2 separate regions of the Homo sapiens genome follow, and region 2 is linked to region 1. Evidence: chromatin loops called from intact Hi-C (ENCODE). Cell type or tissue: Caco-2. All regions are shown on one strand. Links, peaks and the distances in the headings refer to the core of each region. The heading gives the core; the rest is flanking DNA. Region 1 overlaps MIR3681HG (MIR3681 host gene). Region 2 overlaps MIR3681HG (MIR3681 host gene).

Evidence for each region. Hi-C counts contacts between places; a loop is a spot of excess contacts. Peaks named below come from ENCODE experiments on the same cell type or tissue, not always from the same donor. Only the 100,000 strongest peaks of a DNase experiment are listed, where the experiment ranks them.
Region 2: it touches region 1 in a loop (14-fold over the local background); 10 of 110 quality-filtered maps call a loop at or near these places.

Annotation. Positions count from the first base shown.
Region 1 is chr2:12,445,281-12,455,881 of GRCh38, forward strand. The region is part of intron 4 of MIR3681HG (MIR3681 host gene); the gene reads left to right. LOC105373431 (a long non-coding RNA gene) reads right to left here. Exons shown (of 3, transcript XR_922805.3): 2 at 3,912-4,153; 3 at 1-620. Among named protein-coding and RNA genes, the nearest start is that of MIR3681, 250 kb to the left of the region's middle. In Caco-2, for the core only: no CTCF peak of the experiment used is centred there; a DNase peak (open chromatin) is centred at 6,571.
Region 2 is chr2:12,510,179-12,520,779 of GRCh38, forward strand. All of the region lies in intron 4 of MIR3681HG (MIR3681 host gene), which reads left to right. Among named protein-coding and RNA genes, the nearest start is that of TRIB2, 200 kb to the right of the region's middle. In Caco-2, for the core only: no CTCF peak of the experiment used is centred there; a DNase peak (open chromatin) is centred at 4,763.

The DNA.
Region 1 (10,601 bases), core at 5,143-7,642:
TATTCTCACTTTGGTATTAGATTTAACTTCCAGAATCCAAATACATTTTCATTCTCCTACTCAAAGTCCTTGTGCAGCTTTCCATGTCACAAACAGGTAAACTCAGGCCTTTACAGGTGTTCTTTGGCAGTGATAGAGTATTCCTCCCTGTCCAAACTGTGGTTCTGGAAGGGCCAGCTGGTGAGCAACCAGTCCGCAGCACTTGTTGTGAGTTCAGTAGTTGGCTGAGCCCCTGGGTTTGCTCTGATGTTGGCTGGCTGGGTACCCCAATGACTCCTGCTTAGGTGGTCACAAGATGCATCTTCCGGCCAGGTAATTCTTCAATTTAGGATCTGTAGTGGATCAAGGCTGCAGGCTGGTCTCCGCAGTTACGCAGCGTCATTGCTCAAGCCACGTGGGACCAGAGACCATGCTCCTTCAAAATACACAATTGAGGATTGCCTCCCTGTCTGTGTGGAGCCAGGGGGTGGGCTCTTGGCTGAGTTCAGTGGCTGCTTGACCTCTTGGATAAAGCAGGTCTTGCCCCTGTGCTTCTCCAAAATCTGCAGAGGTAGGAGTCTTCCTGCCTGGGCAGGGTTGCTGTGTGCTTTCTGGCTCAATTCTCGTGGTTTGACACATAGCTGAAATGTTAGCCAAATAAAGAATTCAGCAGTGTATGGTCTTTGAAGAACCAGAAGAATGCCTCATACAAAAGGGCTCCCTTCAGGTATTTATTTTAGGTTAACATTCATGATATATCCTAGGGCCTTAACTACATTGGTTTGTATGTGGGTTGTTTTGTGTGTGAATGTGTGAGATACATTTATATCTATTTCTAGAAAGATAAATATACATGACTCAATAGTATAAACTAATGTGTATGTGCATTTGAGGGGAGCAACTGATATTTAAGAGAAATAATTACAAAACATTTAAGATTGATTAGGTTACACTGAGTTGCAATATGGTTAAACAACACATAGTTTATGTCTTTAAATGACATTGTTTTATTTTGATAACTCATATGTGGGGGGAATATTTTGTTATGTTACTAACCATTGTGGTCCTTTTTCAAGAATATGTCCCATTAGCCTATTGACCTCCTGCATCTAGGAAGCCAATTCTATTCCAGCAGAATGCAGAGAGAAAAAGATCTAGGTGACCTAGGGACAAAAGAAAAGATTCAGAATGGGGCCGGGCGCAGTGGCTCAAGTCTGTAATCCCAGCACTTTGGGAGGCTGAGGTGGACGGATCACGAGGTCAGGAGATCGAGACCATCCTGGCTAACACAGTGAAACCCCGTCTCTACTGAAAATACAAAAAAATTAGCTGGGTGTGGTGGCGGGGGCCTGTAGTCCCAGCTACTCGGGAGGCTGAGGCAAGAGAATGGCGTGAACCTGGGAGGCGGAGCTCGCAGTGAGCTGAGATTGTGCCACTGCACTCCAGCCTGGGTGACAGAGTGAGATTCTGTCTCAAATTTAAAAAAAAAGATTCAGAATGGTATTTAGCTGGTTAGATATAATTCGTCATCCTCTCGGTCAATTATTAGATACAGATTGCCTGGCCTGGAAAGATAGGAAGGAACAGAACAGAAGAAGGATGAAGGCAGAGAAGCTGGGGATTCCCAGGAGAGGAATGGATGAAGCGTCTTTGAGAAGAACTGAGTAACTGAGGGTAGAAGAGAGTCAGTGCCAAAGGCCAAAAAGAGGGCAAGGCCTTGATTTTCCCTGTGAATGAGGTGGTCAGAGAAAGAATATCAGACGGGTTTACTGAGGCAGAAAGCTCCAGATCAGTTTTATAAAATCTACTTGCCCGGAGTGACATGGGAAAATACAAAATATTTTCTCTGGGCCTAAGAGTTGTTCAGATAGAATCCAAGAGCGAGCAGACAACAGGGCTCTCACCGGGTAAGAACAAGCACATTGTCACTTATGCCAGTATGGAGAGAGGGCAAGGGCCAATGACAATTGCGGCGCTCTGAATGTTTGTATTCTACCACCCCCATTCATATGTTGAAACCTGATTTCCAGTGTGATAGTACTGAGGTGGGATAATTGGGAAGTAATTGGGTTCCTTATAATGGCATTAGTTTCCTTACAAAAGAGCTCAGAGGAGCTTGTCCCTTCCCTTTTGCCATGTGAGGACACATAGCAGGTGCCTCCTAGGAGAAACAGACCCTCATCAGACATCTAATCTGCTGGTTCCTTGATCTTGGACTTTGCAGCCTCCTGAACTGTGAGCAGTAAATTTCTGTTGTTTATAAATGATGCATTCTTTAAAAAAATTTTTTTTTAATTTCCATAGGATATTGGGGAAAAGGTGTTATTTGGTTACATGAGTAAGTTCTTTGGTGGTGATTTGTGAGATTTTGGTGCATCCATCACCTGAGTAGTATACATTGCCCCCAATTTGTACTGTTTTATCCCTCACCCCCTTCTAATCATAGAAATGCAAATCAAAATCATAATGCGATATCACCTTACTCCTGCAAGAATGGCCATAATCAAAAAATCCAAAAATAATAGATGTTGGCACAGATGCGGGGAACAGGGAACACTTCTACACTGCTGGTGGGAATGTAAACTAGTACAACCCACTATGAAAAGTAGTGGTAGATTCCTTAAAGAACTAAAAGTAGAACTACCATTTGATCCAGCAATTCCACTACTATCTACCCAGAGGAAAAGAAATCATTATACAAAAAAAGATACTTGCACACTCATGTTTATAGCAGCATAATTTGCAGTTGTAAAAATGTGGAACCAATCCAAATTCCCATCAATCGAGTGGGTAAAGAAATTGTGGTATTTACATATGATAGAATACTACTTAGCCATAAAAAGGAATGAATTGATGGCATTCACGGCAACCTGGATGAGACTGGAGACTATTAATCTAAGTGAAGTAACTCAGGAATGGAAAACCAAACATTGTATGTTCTCACTTATAGGTGGGAGCTAAGCTATGAGGATGATGCAAAGGCATATGAATGGACTTTGGGGACTCAGGGGATAAATGATACATTCTAAGGCATTTTGCTGTAGCTGCCTGAATGAACTGAAACAACAATGAAGATGGGACCTATTAGCTCTTTCCAGTACTATCAATGGCTTAGAGCAGTGTATGTGCCTGCTAATTTAGAAAGAGCACCAGGATGAGGGTAGGAGAGCCACTGAATAGACTTAAATTAAATGTCCACTACCTGGTAGAATGGAAATTTGCAAATATGCGTAATAAGTTTGGGTATAGACAGATTAAGTAATTGAATTTGTTTTATTCTTGAGTTTTTGAACTTGGTACTTTTCAATATATCTACATGGGATGGATAGATAAATAGAGATATCAGTATATCTAGATATTAATATGTCTATATAAATCAATATATACCGATCTATATATGAATAAATTAATGTGTCTACATAGGATATCATTTTTTATTTAAATAAAAAAAGTTTGAACTAAATAATATATGAGTTCCCCTTCAGTTATGGCAATCTAGAATCTTGATTCCATAAATGAGAGCTTTATAACCTGAATGTATTTATTTTTATCTTATGTAGAAGCCAAGATATTCTGAAGATTCTTGTAAACCCATTCTTCAATTAAATTCCTCCACCTAGCTTCAACTACAATAAAATACATGCACGGCATACACATACCATTTAAGTAAAATCTTAAAATCCAAACGCTACAGCATGGCTTCTGCAGTTGGGCCCCTATTATCTCTGTATCACCTTCTGCTCTTGTGTCAGTCACTGGCCCTTCTGGTCTGGGAACAACTGTATCAGCACTTGTGTTGGAGCCTTTGACCTTGTTACTTCCTCTGTCTGGAGTGACATTCCCTTAATGCTGCATAAAAGGTTGCTTCTCTTCTTTGAGATCTCAGGACAAATATCACCATTTGTGCAAGGCAATCGTATTGACTGACATACCTGCCCTCTGCATCTTTTTCTTCTTTAACACAAGGCCCTGTCTTGTGTCCATGTCCAAGGCTGCTTGGTTTGGGCATTGCCAATGGCTGCAGGCTGGGAGGATGAGTGTGGGTTGAAATCTGACTCACAGATTCCTCCTGAGCTCTAGAGGAACATCTTCTTTGTATTAGTAAGAGGCAGTATTGAGTAGACAAGCCTTTCATCGCAGTGGGAGTGGTATTTTTCTTCTCTGTTTTGTCCTCCTAGAGGAGACAGTTGTTTTTAATTCATATAATGGCCTATGAACTAGCATGTATTATCTTATATTTTTGTGTTTGGTTTGCTTATTTATTCATCTGCTCTGTCTTAACTTATTTATCATCTGCTTTTACCCAGTAGAATTTACATTCCACAAGGATATGGACCAAGTCTCTTTGGTTCATCTCTGTAATCACAGATTTTAGAATATTGCATGGCACAAATTAGTTGAGAGGATTAGATACCAGGACACCACCTCTATTCATAATTTAAAATATTATTAAATTCACATGCTATGACTTTCTAAGGAATGCCCACCATTTCTCATACTATCTATGAATTCCTTAAATGGACCTAAGTCTTGCTCCCCCACCAATGCCCCACATGTTCTGAGCACTCATCCTTTATTCTTTAGGTTTGCTTCGACCATAATGTTCTTCCTGCTCCCATCTATGCTTGAAGAAGTTCTACTTTCCTGGAGTAAATCTTGCATTTTCCAAGTAGGCTTCTTAGGTTTTGCCCCCATAAGTCTCCCTCCTTTTATGCTTACCAGAGAAATTTTCCAGTGCTCGGGAAATTCTCAGCAAAAAGCCCAGCCTATAGCAGATGCTTGACAAATGCCAGTTACCTTCTCCTGCATCTTGGAATTGTTGATCTAGCCCTTGTCTGTTTTTATAAGAGTAACTTATTTATAGATCATACATCCTCCTTCCCACTCCAACTATACAATTAACTTCTAGAGAAAAACTATACAATTAACTTCTAGAGAAAAAGGACTGTGGGCTTTACATCTTTGTATTACCTGCTAGGCACATGCTAAAAATACTGAATACTTTGTTTTTAGTAAAAAAAAAAAATAATGGCATAATTCTTAAATGCTTTAACAGTGGACCTCACAAGGACATGCATGGTGGTAGAGTTGGAGAACACCTGTGCACCCCTCATTATTCTGGTGCATAGACAAAGGTGGACTATTATACAGCAATTGGAAGTAATGAGTATGTGGCTGATGGCTGGACGTTAACAACATAGTGTGTGGTGAAAAAGAAACATAATGGGATATAAAAAATGCCACTTACAGGAATTAAGATGCATGCCTAAAAAATGATAGCACACACAGTGTATAAGGACACACAGACGTCAACATTAATCAGAATAGAATTGTTGCTGATAGTGGGGATAGGAGAATTAGGAGTAAGAAATGGTGAGAAAGGGAACTCAAAAAGTAAATAAACAAATACATTAACAAACAAAAATAGGACTGGGACCTTCCACATGCACTTGTTGATAGCAAGCCATGAACATAGAAGCGTGGTTAACACATGCCTCTGCCTTTGTTATATCCAAACAACAAGGGATAGCAAATACCATGAGAAACAATCGCAAATACCCTCTCAGGCAGCAGCCTCTGGTGCTCTCCTTTCTTCCCCACTCAGCCGGGGGATGGTGCCCATTCTTGGAGCATTTGGAGGTCCTCTGTTTACTTTCATCATCGGTCCTCTCTCAAGAAATTTCAGTCTTCTTTGCATTTGTTTGTGCAAACTTGGCAGAAAATGCTTGTCTTAATCTACTTTATATTTTGAGCAACTTGCACAGCACTAGATAAGTAGTAAGTGTCAATAAATATTTGTTAACTTCATAAATTGATGATGGAAAAAAAGAGGAGTATTGGACATAAATTGGTAGAACTCATCAGGCTTTGTCAAGCTGGTCCCAGGTGAGTGCACTCTCTCTTTCTTTTTATCTTGGTGTGTGTATGTGTGTGTGTGTATATATACATATATGTTAGTGTATTTTATAAATTTTTAATATATACTGTATATTTAATACTTAAACACATAATATTTTATAAATAATTTCCTTAGAGGAATTTATAAAATATGACACATTAAAGTATTAAGTATAGAATATAGATATTTAATACTTTAATAAATATTATATATTTAATATTTAAATGTATTATATATTAAGGAATTTATACAATGCTATATAGAGTATTTTAAAGCTTTGACTATTACTTTCTAAACCACCATTAGAAAACTCCTTTTTCTATGACTCCTTCAAATAAACAAACCATATTTATGCCTCCTCCCATGAAGTTTAAATTCAATGAACCTACCTATCCCAAACTCTACCAAACTGCTTTGAATTTTAAGATTGGAATCTCAATTTTGGTGTCCAAAAGTAGATCAAATCTGACATGAGGGTAAGAAGGCTGAGTGATGGGCATCTCGCATGCCATAAACACACAGGAGCTTTGAGTCCTTTATTTTGTTCTCTAACTTTAGCAAGTACTAGGCAAGAATACCTGAAAATATTTTTGTCCCAGGGCTATTTCTGCAGGTGTCAGGCAGCCTTGCAACTTTAGCTTAATGCCCTGGAGGTAGGAGATAAGCTATCAAACGGTTCAAAGGCAGTTAGGTCCCCTAATATGTGTTTTTGTCTGTGGTAAATGTATTTGCTTTCACTCTTTAATCTGAAAATACTTATCAGCGAAACAGCAGCCATAGAGTTGGGGCAATGGCAGATTAACAATGGTTTTACAAAAGGGTGTGTTGAAGTTTCCGTTCTGTAGTAACTGCATTCTTTTAACTGCTAGAAATGCCCTTTCATAACCCAGAGACGTCTTAATCATGTCTCCTTAAAGCTGTAGGATTTTCGATGAATTAAATATCTCATCATTTACTGCACTCACCAAACCTGAGGAAATTATTTTTGAAAAATCAAATCGAAACTGTGTTATATGTGAGCATGATGTTTATTTCAAATGTACAGCTCTACTGTCCTTCTATATTTAAAGAAAGATGTCTAGCAATTACAATAACTTGACTCAAGAATCAAATATTTAGGGCAGCAAACTGTGTCTATTTCAGGGCTTGCAGCTGACGTACATTCTTAGGATATACAGGATAAACACAGTATTTCATTTCAAGTTCCTAAAAAGGGAAGTGACCATGAGCAGGATGAAAATGCTTTGTTACCACACATCATATGCGCTTGCAGCTAGCTGGAGTTTGGGCAGCTGAACTGGGCCATTAATAAAAGTCTGACACAGCCTGTGACTGAAGACATTTAAAAGGTTAACATATTTCAGTCTTTCACAGAGGCATCAAGAAATGTACATCCATAGAGTTATTAATACATTAGTTGAGCCTGTAATTATTATCCTAATGGCTCTTATCAAAAACAGCAAGAGGTAGGCAAGAAATGGATAATTACAGGATGAGCAGAGGGAGATGGCCTTTTTTTTTTTTTTTTTTTTTTTTTTTTTTCAAAAAGCTTTCCATCAGCATAATGACCAGAGTATCTGGGACTCATTCTGAATTGCATTAACCAGATGATGTGATTATTAAGTAACTTACTTAATTAGCTCTGTTCACCAAAGGTTAGTGCAATCCAGCTTCCCCATCCCTCCCCACTACCTGCCCCAGGTAGAAGCTGCCCTCCTTCCCTTCCAATAAACAGCCATGCATCCTCTTCGACCAAGCCTGAAAGTATCATTGTTTCCATGACATTTTCCTTAACTCTATGAAAGGAAACTGTCTCCCCATCCATCCATCCATCCATCCATCCATCCATCCATCCATCCACCTACATAATTTTCTATGTCTTTCCAAAATGGATCTGAGTTGGCTGTCAGCGGACCATTTACTAAAATAAGATTTTTAAAAATCTAGTGATAAAAATAAGGGAATAAAGAGAAAGTAAGAGAGAGAGCAGAGAAGAGACACTCTGGAGCACAGTCAGTGTGCAGAATGAATGCCATATGGTTCTACAGGGTTACCACAGATTGTACCCACATTTGTCTTTTCTCTCCTTTATAGCTAAGACAAAGAAAAACTACATATATTATCACTTGTAAAGTCAACTGGTCCTTAAGGCAAAAATGAACCAGTGGCTGAGAAGAAGCACAGCTTTTCTTTTCTTTTTTTTTTTTTTTTTTCTAAAATCAAGATACTGCTTGTCCCACGTCTTCATAGGGCAGCCACCATGTGAAGCTGTGCATGTCACCTTCCATGGTGTCCCCACCACCGACACAGTGGCACATTTCTTAGGGCTGTCTGGGGGCAGCTGGTGGCATAACATTAACTTGAAAACCAGTAAAGGAAAATTAATGAAAGACCAAAATGGAAAAGTCCCTTAGTACCTTTGATTATTGCAGTTTAAGCAATTATTGTAGTGTTTCTTGTTTCTTGTTTAGTTTTCTATCTTTGCGTTAAGTCAATTCCTTAAGACAAAAATAATAGGATTTTATTCACCTGTGAATCTATAGAGATGAATAGTGCCTGGAACTGTTAATATTTCTCAAATGAATTAAATAATGTGCTGTAAATACAGGATTTTTTTTTTGTTTATCGCTTTGCTTTTTTTTAATTAAAGAAAATGCCCTTTCTTGGAGTAATCCTAAAAAGTTGAGAAGGTGGATTAGAATAATCAGCAGAGAGGCCTCGGAGAGTTATCCCGGCAGAGAAGCCTCGGGGAGGTGTCCCGGCGGGGGAGCCTCGGGGAGGTGTCCCGGCGGGGGGGCCTCGGGGAGGTATCCCCTTTTTGCTGTTTATGTTTATGGTGCCAGCTCATGCAAGGGATGCTGTAATGGTTAATTTTATGTGTCAACTTGTCTGGGTCACAGTGCCCAGATATGTCATAGAACATTATTCTGGATGTTTCTGTGAGGGTGTTTTCGGTGAGATTTAAAATGCTGGACTTTGAGTAAAGCTCATGGTGCTCCACATTTATAAGTGGGCCTCAACCAACCAACTGAAGGACTGAATAGAATGTAAGACTGATAAGACTGACTTTCCCTTCTCCCAGCAAGAAGGAATTCTCTGGAAGACTGTCTTTGGACTCAAACTGAAACTCTTTCCCGTTTTCAGCCTGCCAGCTTCCCCTATCAAATTTTGGACTCTCCAAGCCCCCACAATCATCAGAGCCATTTCTTAAAATAAATCTCATTTTTATATATCTACATCTTCATCCTATAGTTTCTGTTTCTCCAGAGAACTAATAAAATGCATCCACTCACTGGTCATCTGTAAGGAGGCTACACTTCTTTTTTTTTCTTTTCTTTTTTATTTTATTTTATTTTATTTTTTTTGAGACGGAGTCCCGCTCTGTTGCCCAGGCTGGAGTGCAGTGGCGTGATCTCAGCTCACTGCAAGCTCCACCTCCCGGGTTCACGCCATTCTCCTGTTTCAGCCTCCCAAGTAGCTCATACTACAGGCGCCCGCTACCACGCCTGGCTAATTTTTTTTTTTTTTTGTATTTTTAGTAGAGACGGGGTTTCACTGGGTTAGCCAGGATGGTCTCGATCTCCTGACCTCGTGATGCGCCTGCCTCGGCCTCCCAAAGTGCTGGGATTACAGGTGTGAGCCACCACTTGAGTGTCCTCTCTTGCCTTGACACATCCCACGTTTCATCCCAATCATCACAGCCGCTGCTGATAACTTTGTAGCATGTGGCTGAGAGTCTTCTTTGGAAATGCAGCAGATCCATTGTAAATAGGAATCCAACTAATGAGAAAGCAAGACCATGGAAAGCCAGAGCCATGAAGGCGTGGAAAACCAATTCACTCAGTCCTGCTACTCCTGTTTCTTGCTCTGAAGAGAGGCCTAGGAGTGGCTACTTTAAGCCGGAAGTGCACAGGCTTTGCAGTCGGGCAAAGGAGGATGCGCAGTGGCATTTAAGGACCGATAACTAGGAGTTGGAAGGGTATCAGGCCATCCCAGGGGATGTTACAATGGAGAGAGGTAAACATAAAAGCCACATGCGTGGCTTTTTACCCAAGCATGGCACTAATTAAGAACATGGAACACAAAAACAATCTCTGGAATTTTACAGGTTTCAGGAGTGTAAGTCCCCAATTGATGAGATTAAGTTTCTACCATGTAGCAAAACAGAGGTTTGAAATGAATATTGCCCATGTACAGAAAATACAATTACATTCTTGCAAAATTGATTTTTTGCAGGCTGAGATTAATATCTGCTCCAAAACTTAATATTGTAGAGTAAATGGTGACACATCATTAGTACTTAGATTACATATATTAACATATTAATATAGATGAGTATCATAAAATAACATACTTATATATAATGGTAAATAAGAAAAATATAAAGCTGAGTGACGATGTAGAATAAACCACTGGTTCTGTGGGCAAACAAAACTGTATTTGAATCCCAGATTCATGACTTGACCCGGGAACTTCAGGCAGGTACTAATATTTTCTTAGGTAGTGGTTGCATTTTAATCTGTAAAATGGAGACAATCTTTTGACCTTGGAGGAATTTTGTCAGAAATAAATTTGATTAAAAATCTAAATCATTGAGTCCAGTTTCTGACCAAATAGTGCTCAGCAGATGGTGTTTCCTGGATTCTGTCCCAGTGTGTAAAATATGTATGAATGAGGAGGACGCCTGGAAGGAAATAAATAAAACCGAAAACACATTTGTTGG
Region 2 (10,601 bases), core at 3,226-5,725, 63 kb after region 1:
TTTGTTTGTTTGTTCCTCTGGTTGGTTGTTTTCATTATTTTTTCTCTCTATCTTTTAGTTTGGATAATTTTTCTGTTGATTTGTCCTTCAGTTCACTCATTCTATATTCTTTTGTGTCTAATCTGCTGTGAAATTCATCAGTTGGATTCTTAATTTAATCAATTGCATTTTTTCATTATAAAATGACCATTAGTCTTTCTTGGATACTGAAGTAATATTTAAATCTAAGCAACAGCAACTAGCATGCATACAATAATTTACATTAAGCAAACTGGTATTGCTTATTTGTCCTCATGTAGTATCTATCATTATATTGTATTATCCCCTCTTTGAAGATGAAGATGGCAAGGCTACACAGAGTGTAACAGGTCTGTTTTTAGATTACTGTAGTTTCCCAAAGTAGCTATGAGGAAAGAGATTTCTTTCGTTTGAACTGCCTAGATAGACCATTGCTATTGGTCAATTGCACCAGGATCTTTTATTCCTTGGGCCATATCCACATTGCTGCTATAGATTGGAAGTGTCCCCCAAAGTTTATGTGCTGGAAACGTAATCCTCAGTGCAACAGCATTGAGAGGTGAGACCTTTAAGTGGTGATTTGGTCAGGAGGGCTCTGCTCTCATGAATGAATTAATGCTATTTACGAGGGAGTAGGTTAGTTGTTACAGGAGTGAATTTCTTATAAAAGGATGAGTTCAACCCCCTTTCCAATCTCTCTCTCATGCATGCTCTCTTGCTTTTTTGCCTTCTGCTGTGGTATGATGTGGCAAAAAGTCTGTTGCTTGATGTGGGGCCCTTGACCTTGAACTTCCCAGCATCCAGATTGTAAGAAATAATCTCTGCTCTCTATAAATCACCCAGTCTCAGGTATTGTGTTATAACAGCACAAAATAGACTAAGACAACTGCTGCATCAGGACCAAAGTGGCCAGAGCCTGTCCACATCGCTCTTTGGGGTGTCTCCACAGACCTTTCTGGGTTCCACTGCAGCCCTCTGACACCAGAGTATTCTGAATTCATTCTCCGTTTCTTTCGAGATCACTGTCCAATTAGGCAAGGTTTCTTTTCCATCCTTTTACTTATTTTTTGTTTATGAAATTATTCTTTTCAGATACTGGAAGTTCCTAAATCAGAATAAGGAGAAGTTTTGGTTTCAAGGAAATCTTGCTTCAAACAGCAGTTCTGATACAAGTAACTGTGTGACCTCAGGCAAGTCACAACACCTCCAGGAATTTCCATTTCTTTGGCTGTATACTGAAAATAGTGTTTGTTGCATGGATTAAAGAAAACTATTACAGCATTTAGAAAATTGCATGGCCTAGTGTAGGTTCTTATTATAATGTTATCAACTCTGAAAATGTAAAGGACATATCCTGGATTTTTGAGAACAGCCTAAATAGCAAATAATTGTTTCATTATTAAGTACTGTGTTCCAAGTTTTGGTTCAGAATATGTGGTTACATCTTATATTAACAAGATATCATTATAAGCCACTTTATTCTTGAGAATTTCCTTCCCCCTAATGTTTGTCCTTAAGATCAGAAGTCACAACCTCTAATTATTAATTTCTAAATAGGCTGCATTTTTTATATTATACTCTAAGTTCTGGGATACATATGCAGAAAGTGCAGGCTTGTTACATAGTATACATGTGGCATGGTGGTTTGCTGCATCCATCAACCCGTCATCTACGTTAGGTATTTCTTATAATGCTATCCCTCCCCTTGTCCCCCACCCTCTGACAGGCACCGGTGTGTGATGTTCCCCTTCCTGTGCCCATATGTTCTCATTGTTCAACTCCCACTTATGAGTGAGAACATGTGGTGTTTGGTTTTCTGTTCCTGTGTTAGTTTGCTGAGAATGATGGTTTCCAGCTTCATCCATGTCCTGCAAAGGACATGAGCTCATTCTTTTTTATGGCTGCGTAGTATTCCATGTTATATATGTGCCACATTTTCTTTATCCAGTGTAACATTGATGGGCATTTGGGTTGGTTCGAAGTCTTTACTATTGTGAAAAGTGCTGCAATAAACATAGGTATATGTGTTTCTTTATAGTAGAATGATTTATAATCCTTTGGGTATATACCCAGTAATGAGATTGCTGGGTCAAATGGCATTTCTAGTTCTAGATCCTTGAGGAATTGCCACACTGTCTTCCACAATGGTTGAACTAATTTACACTGCCACCAACAGTGTAAAAGCATTCCTATTTCTCCACATCACCTCCAGCATCTGTTGTTTCCTGACTTTTTAATGATCACTATTCTAACTGGTGTGAGATGGTGTCTCACTGTGGTTTTGATTTGCTTTTCTCTAATGACCAGTGATTATGAGCTTTTTTTCATAAGTTTGGCCACATAACCGTCTTCTTTTGAGAAGTGTCTGTTCATATCCTTTGCCCACTTTTTAATGTTTTTTTTTTTTTCTTGTAAATTTGTTTAAGTTCCTTGTAGATTCTGGGTAATTAGATCCCATTTGTCAGTGTTGGCTTTTGTTGCCATTGCTTTTGGTGTTTTAGTCATTAAGTCTTTGCCTATGCCTATGTCTTGAATGGTATTGCCTAGGTTTTCTTCTAGGGATTTTATGGTTAATAGGCTGTATTCTTTGGCCATCACTGCACTGGCTCTCTGGAGGATGTTCTGACTAATTGTTTTCTGTCTACAAATTCACAAAAGCCTCCAATGTAAGTAAATACACAAATAAATCTTCAGAGTCAAATATATCACAGTAATTATTATTCTTGTGTTTTTTTTAATTATAAAATAAAAACATAGGCATTCATATTGGTAAAAGTATTCTGATGCTATTTGGCCAAATATTCCAGTTTATAGAGAAGAAAATAAGGCTAAAGAGGGCCAATTCTTCACCAAGAAGGTAAAATAGTGGATAGGCAGCAGCATTAGAACTGGGATTCAGTTCCCTCAAGTCCTGAATATTGAAATGCTCACCCCTTCCCTAGTAGGCACTTCAAGTTTTGCATAGGCCTCTTATCAATCCATATGTTCAGTTCCAATATTAGTATTTCTATACTAGAGCTATAGTCATTCTGAATCCATAGTTTTGAGGACAGACACCAAAGTTGACTTATGCACTCATGGACCAAATCCCGGGGACAATTACATTTGGGCAGATGATTTCCTGAAGACAGTTAAACAAACCCCTATAGAGATGTCATGCTCATCTGTCTTTGGTCACTGGGTCTAACAATTGGAACTTTCCCTGGTGCAGCCAGGAGAATTTCCATGCAGTCCAAGACAACATGGCATTCACCAATTCATCAGATGACTCGGTTTGAGGCTCTCCTTAAACCATGGTGAGGCTAGAAGACTTGATTTTCACTTCCAGATTGCTCTCCTCAGTGTGGGTGGGGCTCATCAAATCTGCTGTGAGCCTGAACAGAACAAAAAGGCAGAGGAAGGAAGACTTTGCCCTCTTTGCTTCCTGCCTACCTGCATGAGCTGGGATGTAGGTCTCTTCTTGTTCTTGAACTGGAATTTGTGCCCTTGGCTTCCCTGGTCTCAGCCTTCAGACTTGGCCTGGAATTACACCACCAGCTTCCAGTTTGTAGACAGTGGGATTTCTCAGCCTGTGTAACCTCATGAGGGAATTTGTCACAGTAAATCTCTCTCTCTCCCCTGACTGTCTCCATATCTCCTGTATATTTATAAATATAATTATATATATCCTATATGTTTATATATAAATATATATATTCCATCTATATATAGGTAATTTATATAGAATTACATATAATCCCATATATATCTATATATATTCTCTGCATATTTACAAATAATTACATCTAGTCATATATAATCATATATATTATCATACATATATCGTTCTATATAAATATATATATTCTATTTCTTGGGAGAGCCCTAAATAATACACCACTGCACATATTCGGTTAGCACAGAGCTTGATACCCATTAAACTCTCATTATATTTTGCTGAATTTAGTGAATGGAAGCATTTTTTTAAAACCATTGGAATATGGCATCACAATAACAAATTCTGGAGTGCATGTGTGTGTTTCGAATCCATAAAAAAACAAATCTCTGTCAAATGAATCTGACTTTGTACAGATTGAGTCTAATAAGAAGAGCCTGGGTTCAAATGGATGATGAACTATTAATCCTCAGCGTCAGCTGGGGAAACTGAAATGAATCACTGGAGAGAGATAAGGGCGGGAAGATGCAGCTTCTTAAAAGAATAAAACTAAGAATAAGACAGGAACTCTCATTTCAGCCAGATTCATGCAGGTGAACAGGCTGAAGGTGCTGTTTCTTCTCAAGGGCATATGATGGAAGGAACCTGTCATCCAAGCTGAATTTTCCAGGACTTTTCAGCATGAAGATGTGGTACCAAAACCTGGCTTGAGATTAAGTTAAATCCATCATTTTGCTAGAAAGTGTTCAAGTACCATGCAATAGAATATTTATCAGGAACACTTAAAAGGCTTAAGTGATCCTGAGACAGAAGTTTCCATTTGTTCTCTGGAAGATGTACTCTTGTAACAAGTGAGGAATGCAGTGTGTGTGTGTGTTTCTTCATCTTCCTTCTTCATGCTCCTACAGGTTCAATTCCATAGATAAACTGTCAGCAAAGAACTTCCAATATAAGAGATACAACAGAGTCTCACACTGAGTGTAGTTGGATGGGCGGTGTCTATTCTGTTTGTTTGGTTTTAAATAAACTGCAATGTTCTGAGGGATAACAGTTCAAAGGAAACTGACAGTTAAAAATGAAGGTCAGCTCCCAGCAGCTATCTCTGCTGAATGAGATAACATCAGCACACAGCAGACTAGCTGAGGGAAAGTGTGAGAGCTGGCTTATGCCGCAGGCTGACAGCGAAAACTCTCAGCACAACAGGGGTATCTGGGCAGACAGCGAACAGGGCTGAGAACCTACTATGTGCAGACATGACAGTCTGATTGAATCCCAATAACAATTCTATTGTAATTATTTTACGTATGAACTGTCTCAGGTTCAGAGAAAGCCAGTGACTGGCCTAGGGTCAAACATACCCTATGCGTGTCCAGGCTGAATCTGTCCATGCCAGGAGCCTCTTCTTTTTGCTTCACCAAAACACCCAATGTTCAGTGACTCTTGGCCGACCCACTCTCCTAGACGTGTTGGCTTGAAGGTGTTTGCTGGAAAGTCTGTGAGGGATAGAGTAGAGTGCCTGGCACGTGATAGGGCACCTAGACCAACCTCAAGTCAAGTCTTTGCTGTGAGGAAACTTTTCCTCTCTCCAGAAAAATAATTTTAAGTGAGCACGACAGACCTGCTATACAGTTATAAACAAAACAAGGCTCAGAGATCCTGGTTAAATCACTTGCCTAGGGTGACATGGTCAGAATGGAACCCAACCGTAGCAAGTGACAAAATCTGTGTTCTTTCTACCTCTTTCTAGCTTTTGCTCTACATTAAACGACAGAGAAAAAAAAAAACTCTTCTTGATTCTCATGTTTTTTATATCCATAATTCTGTGTGTGTGTGTGTGTGTGTGTGTGTGCGTGTGTGTGTGTCTTTCACCCTGCTAGTTCTCTCTCTCCCATGCTAAAGAGTCACGACTCTGAGAGCTAGGACTGTGGAGACGGTATTCAGTTTCTTGTCTTGGCTGGTGGCTGCCACAGTGGAGAATAAACTGTGAATAAACTCCTCACTCCCCAACTATCAATCAAAATTTCCTGATTTCATCAGCAATTGTAGTGGTCTGGGCCCACAGTATAATTACAGAAATTAGTCCATAATCTCAAAAGAGATAATTATCTTGAATAAAAAATATAAATTATAACAATGACTGTGGCACTCATTGTCATGATGTTTACTTCAATCAGATAGGATATGATTTTACCTCTGATTAGCACTTGTGGGTATTGTTGCAACACTATCTACAAATCACTGTAAAATGGGCAAAGGTCTCTCCTACTCCTTCCTGACTCTTCCATTGTGTACCTTGCTGCGTCCCTCTACCCTAGCCACAACACATATCCACCCTACTTGTGATACCAGAAGTATATTCCTAGAACATAATCAAATCATGGTCAGATTTATTTATTATGTAAAATATATTCAGTGGTTTATAATTGATTGATTGTGCAATGAAGTCCAAGTGCCATGACCTGGTAACCTGGCATTGGAGACACCCTATGAGAGAGCTTGCTCTGCTTCTACCGTGTGTCCCACTGCCTACCCTTGTGGACCATAAGTTGTAGGCTGGTCAAACTACTTATTACTCAACAACATACCTGCAAGGGTGATATCTTCTTCCCCATGATACCGCTTCCACCATCATTGATGTCAACATCCTGCCCATATGGTATACCAAGCTCTAATAACATTCAAGATGGCTTTTTTCCTCATCTCAGGTTGGAAATCATCTTTCCTGTCTTTGGAGTCTTCATAGTACATAGTTAGATGGATGTTTGAAAAGCACTCGCCATTTTCATGCTATTAAGAGTATTTATGTACAGTCTCACTTCTTCCTCCATTACATCATAAGGTTCTTCTTACTTGTTGGACAATTTGCCCACACTTTCATCAGGACTAGCATGGTGACTTACAGGTATATAACAGGGGCTAAAAAAATTTTGTTTAAAAAATACTTTTGAAACTTTTTAAATCATTAAATTTTCTGCTCTCAGATTAATACTACATTCTGAAGCCTCTAATGCACCATTTTTAATGTACATCTAAAAAAGAAAATGCAATTTATTATCTGCTGGCAATTGAGCTATAAGACAATGCTTTTTGTAACAGAATTTTTATTCTATATTTATTGAAAGAGTTCTTTTAGACATATGAGACATTGTTTTTAATCTCATACCACTTAACCAAATATTAAAAAGAAAATATAACTGAGGTTCATTGGTTAAGTGATCCTCAAAGTATTTCATACTCAAAGCCACTTGTCTGAAATAATTTTCAACTTAGTCGTTGATGTCCATTTCTTTCCCCACAAATTATTATCTTCTGTGCCATCAAGAACTTTCCACAATTGCTTCAAGAAATTTGTTTCCAAGTCAATTATATCAAGTCTGCAACATTTAATGCTGGCAGATTCTTGATCTTACAAAAAGGTGTCAAAAAAAGTATTGAGACAGCAACCAGAATTCATGTTTATTCCTCAAGTAGTCCTTAACTGGTTGTTGACTGAAACATCAAAGACCTGTCATTTTCCTATTATGCTACTAGAATATTAAGCAACTTCTTGCCAGCAGGAGAAATGTAGCTATATGGCAACTGTAAGATGCTTCTAAATGTTATTGGTGTCAAGATGTAATGTGTGCAAAAGTTTATCCCAGAATAAACAATCAAACAAACAAAACCCAGATTGCTAGATATTTATTCAAATACTAGTCATTAAGTTTCTTCTGGTGGAATTTAAGAAATCTATTTTGTTTTTAAAGAACTTACTTACAAGGAGGAAAGCTTGAACATAGCTATCCAAAAGTCATGGTGCAATGTGAAATAAGGGTCATAGGAAATTGACAGATAATTCCAGTGTCTCTGGGTACTATTTCTGGGGCCATAGCAAAACCAGAAGAAAACCTGAAAGAGGGAAGTCCAAAGAGCAAGGAGATCCTTAGGGACCACTGGCAAGTGTCAGTCATAGGTGCCAGATAATGCCAAGAAAAATACAAGGTCTAGCTGACTTGCTGGTATTCAATCAAATTTCATTGCATATTAAAATATACATTGATTTTTTTAACCAGAAACATTTTAGGCTGCTTTTAAGTAAACAGGAAATAATAAGTTTAAAGAAACACAAAAAGTTTACACTTCATTGATTCAATATTCAATTCATTGGTTTCCAGATTTCATTACTATCATATCCAATTGCACTTGATGTAGACATTGAAAGTGATTATTTATTTGATTTTGACAAATTTGCAGAAGTAATTTATTTTTAAAAAAATATTTTTACCTATAAAGATATGCTTTTTCTGCAATGAAAGACAGTGCGTAAGGTATTAATTTTCTTAGAGAGTAAATCTGAACACTATTCTTTTTGTCCTACTGACAGCAATTATGTATCAAGCATTTCATCGAAAATGGGTGCCTCAAAATAAATCCTTAGGACACAACTTGATAACTTTCCAATAGGATGTTATATCTCTAACCATGAGTGTTCTTGTTTATAGCTGCGTGGCATATATATTGATTATGTGAACTTCTTTCAAAATAATTCTTCTATAATTTGATATAACTTTCATATTCACAAACTTTTCATGATTTTTGTCTGTAAGAAGTTTCAGAATTACATTAGAATTTTAAACTGTTAAGATGGCTGGCCTTCTCTATAAATATTCTAGAGATCTCTATTACGCTGGTAAAATGCTATGAGATGCAAAGGCATTCGTTAGTCCAGAGGAGGACTAGTGAAGTTGTCATGAATTGTACTTTTTAAAGAGGCTTATCCATCCAGTCTGATTACATGTCTCCAGCTGGCCAATCACCCAAATCTCATTCTGGAACTGCTCCAACCTTCATGATATGATTTTCAATTTAGTAATTCTCACAGGATAGACCAGACAGACTCAACCCCTTACCTCTAAACACAAACTGTGCCCTAGAACAAAGAAGGAAAACACTGCCACAAACTTATAGCATAATAAACACAAAAACATACTCAATTAGAAAACAGTGGAGAGGAGATTAGATCAGCATGTTGGACCAAGTGCACATACCACTTTCCCTTTTGACCCAAATCCATAAGAATGACAGAAGAAAAAGAAACATCTAAAAATAAATAAAATCATAGCAATACTGGAAATCAAGAAAGATTGCCATAATCTAAACAGAAATTCTTGAAATACAAATTTTCACAGTTGGACAGGAATTCACAAATAAGACGAACAGAGAAGTCAGAATAAACAAACATTTTAGGAAGATAAACTAAATGAAACAGAGAAGCAAACTCAAAAAAATCACACTAAAATTAGAAATAATATAGGAAATGAAGAAAAAGAACTATGCAATCCATAATTTCAGATAGACAAAAGAAAAAATAAACTAATCTCTTAAGAAAAGGAGTCATTTGAGATCTTATGCATGAAAAGTGTGATCCCTGCACAAAACCCACCAGGGCTTAGTAGTAGGTAGGAGACTCCTTAAGAGAGAATTAACAAAGTGGGAGTTTGAACCATGGGATTTCTCTAGAGTGCAGTACGAATGGACTAAGAGCTATGAAAGTATAGAAAACTTTAGAAACATCATGGCCAGATCCAGATGCTACAACAACTTCCTAGCAGGCATTCCAGGTGTATAAAATATAGTAGGAGAAACAATCAAAGTAAGAGGAAAAAGATTTTTCTGGAGTCTTCAAAATTAAAGAAACAAGGAACTGCCAAACAGGATAAAAGAACATCAACAAACATTCAACTGGTCCCAGCACGGTGTGATTTCAGAACAAGTCTAGGAATTAGAATATTTCAGTTATGAATCAATGATGAAGGTTCTCATAGGAAGATCATCACTGAAGCTGCTGGAAGATAATGAGGATTTATTTTCAAAATTCTGAGAAATGTAATGAAAAACTTATAATTTTATTTCCAATAAATCCGTCTAGCATATACATGTAAAAGCAAAACAAAGGTGATTTAAATATTCAAGGCCACAGAACACATAGCAATTACAGGCTATTTCTCGTAGTATTATTCAAATCCGGACTCTAGCAAAATTAAAATTAAATCCGAGAAAGAAAAATACTTGATATAAGAAAGAATGCTGGGACAAAGAGGGTAGTATAACAGTTATAGGCAATTTGTGGAAGAGAAAATACTAAAGCCTGATAAGCATATGAAGAGATTAAGAATATAAACATTTCTATACATTTAGGTACAAACATGAAATAGCAATATGCATTGTGGAAGGCACATATCAATAAAAGGAGACCAATCAAACTATTAGAATAATTGTTGCTAGTGGAGGAAGGATGGCAATGTACCCCTTGTGCAGACCAGTGATCATGGGGGCATGAACTTAATTCAAACCTCTTCACCCCACCAAAAAACAAACGCTAAAGAGAATACATATTTAAATATGAAGATCAAATAAAAAACCACGTTGAGAATTTAAAACTATTTATCTATCAATACACAAAATACCACCTGTCAAAACCTATGAGATACAGATAAGGCGGTGTGTCCAGGGGAATGGATCAGCCTCAAACAAACATGTCAGTGGGAGAGGGAGGGAGGAAGAGAGAGAGAGAGAGAGAGAGAGAGAGAGAGAGAGAGAGAGAGAGAGAAAGAGGCACATAGCTGCAGAAATAAAATAAATGATAGTGAATAAAATAAATGGTAAAATACTAAGAATAGTTTTTGCAAATAATTTTGCCAACAGTTTTTCAGAAAATAATTGCCTAAACAAAACTTACTGATAAAAAGGAAAGGAAAATTTTAGTAACCTGTTTAATATAAATTGACTAAAGAAAACCAAAATAAAGATGTTTTTAAATATCCACGTCCTCAGAATATGTAGTAATCACAGATTATTTCAAATAGTTTTATTCAAATTTTGACTTAGCAAAATACAAATGAAAAACAAAATGTAATTGTTGGAACCTATTTTCACAGTGTCCAGACTG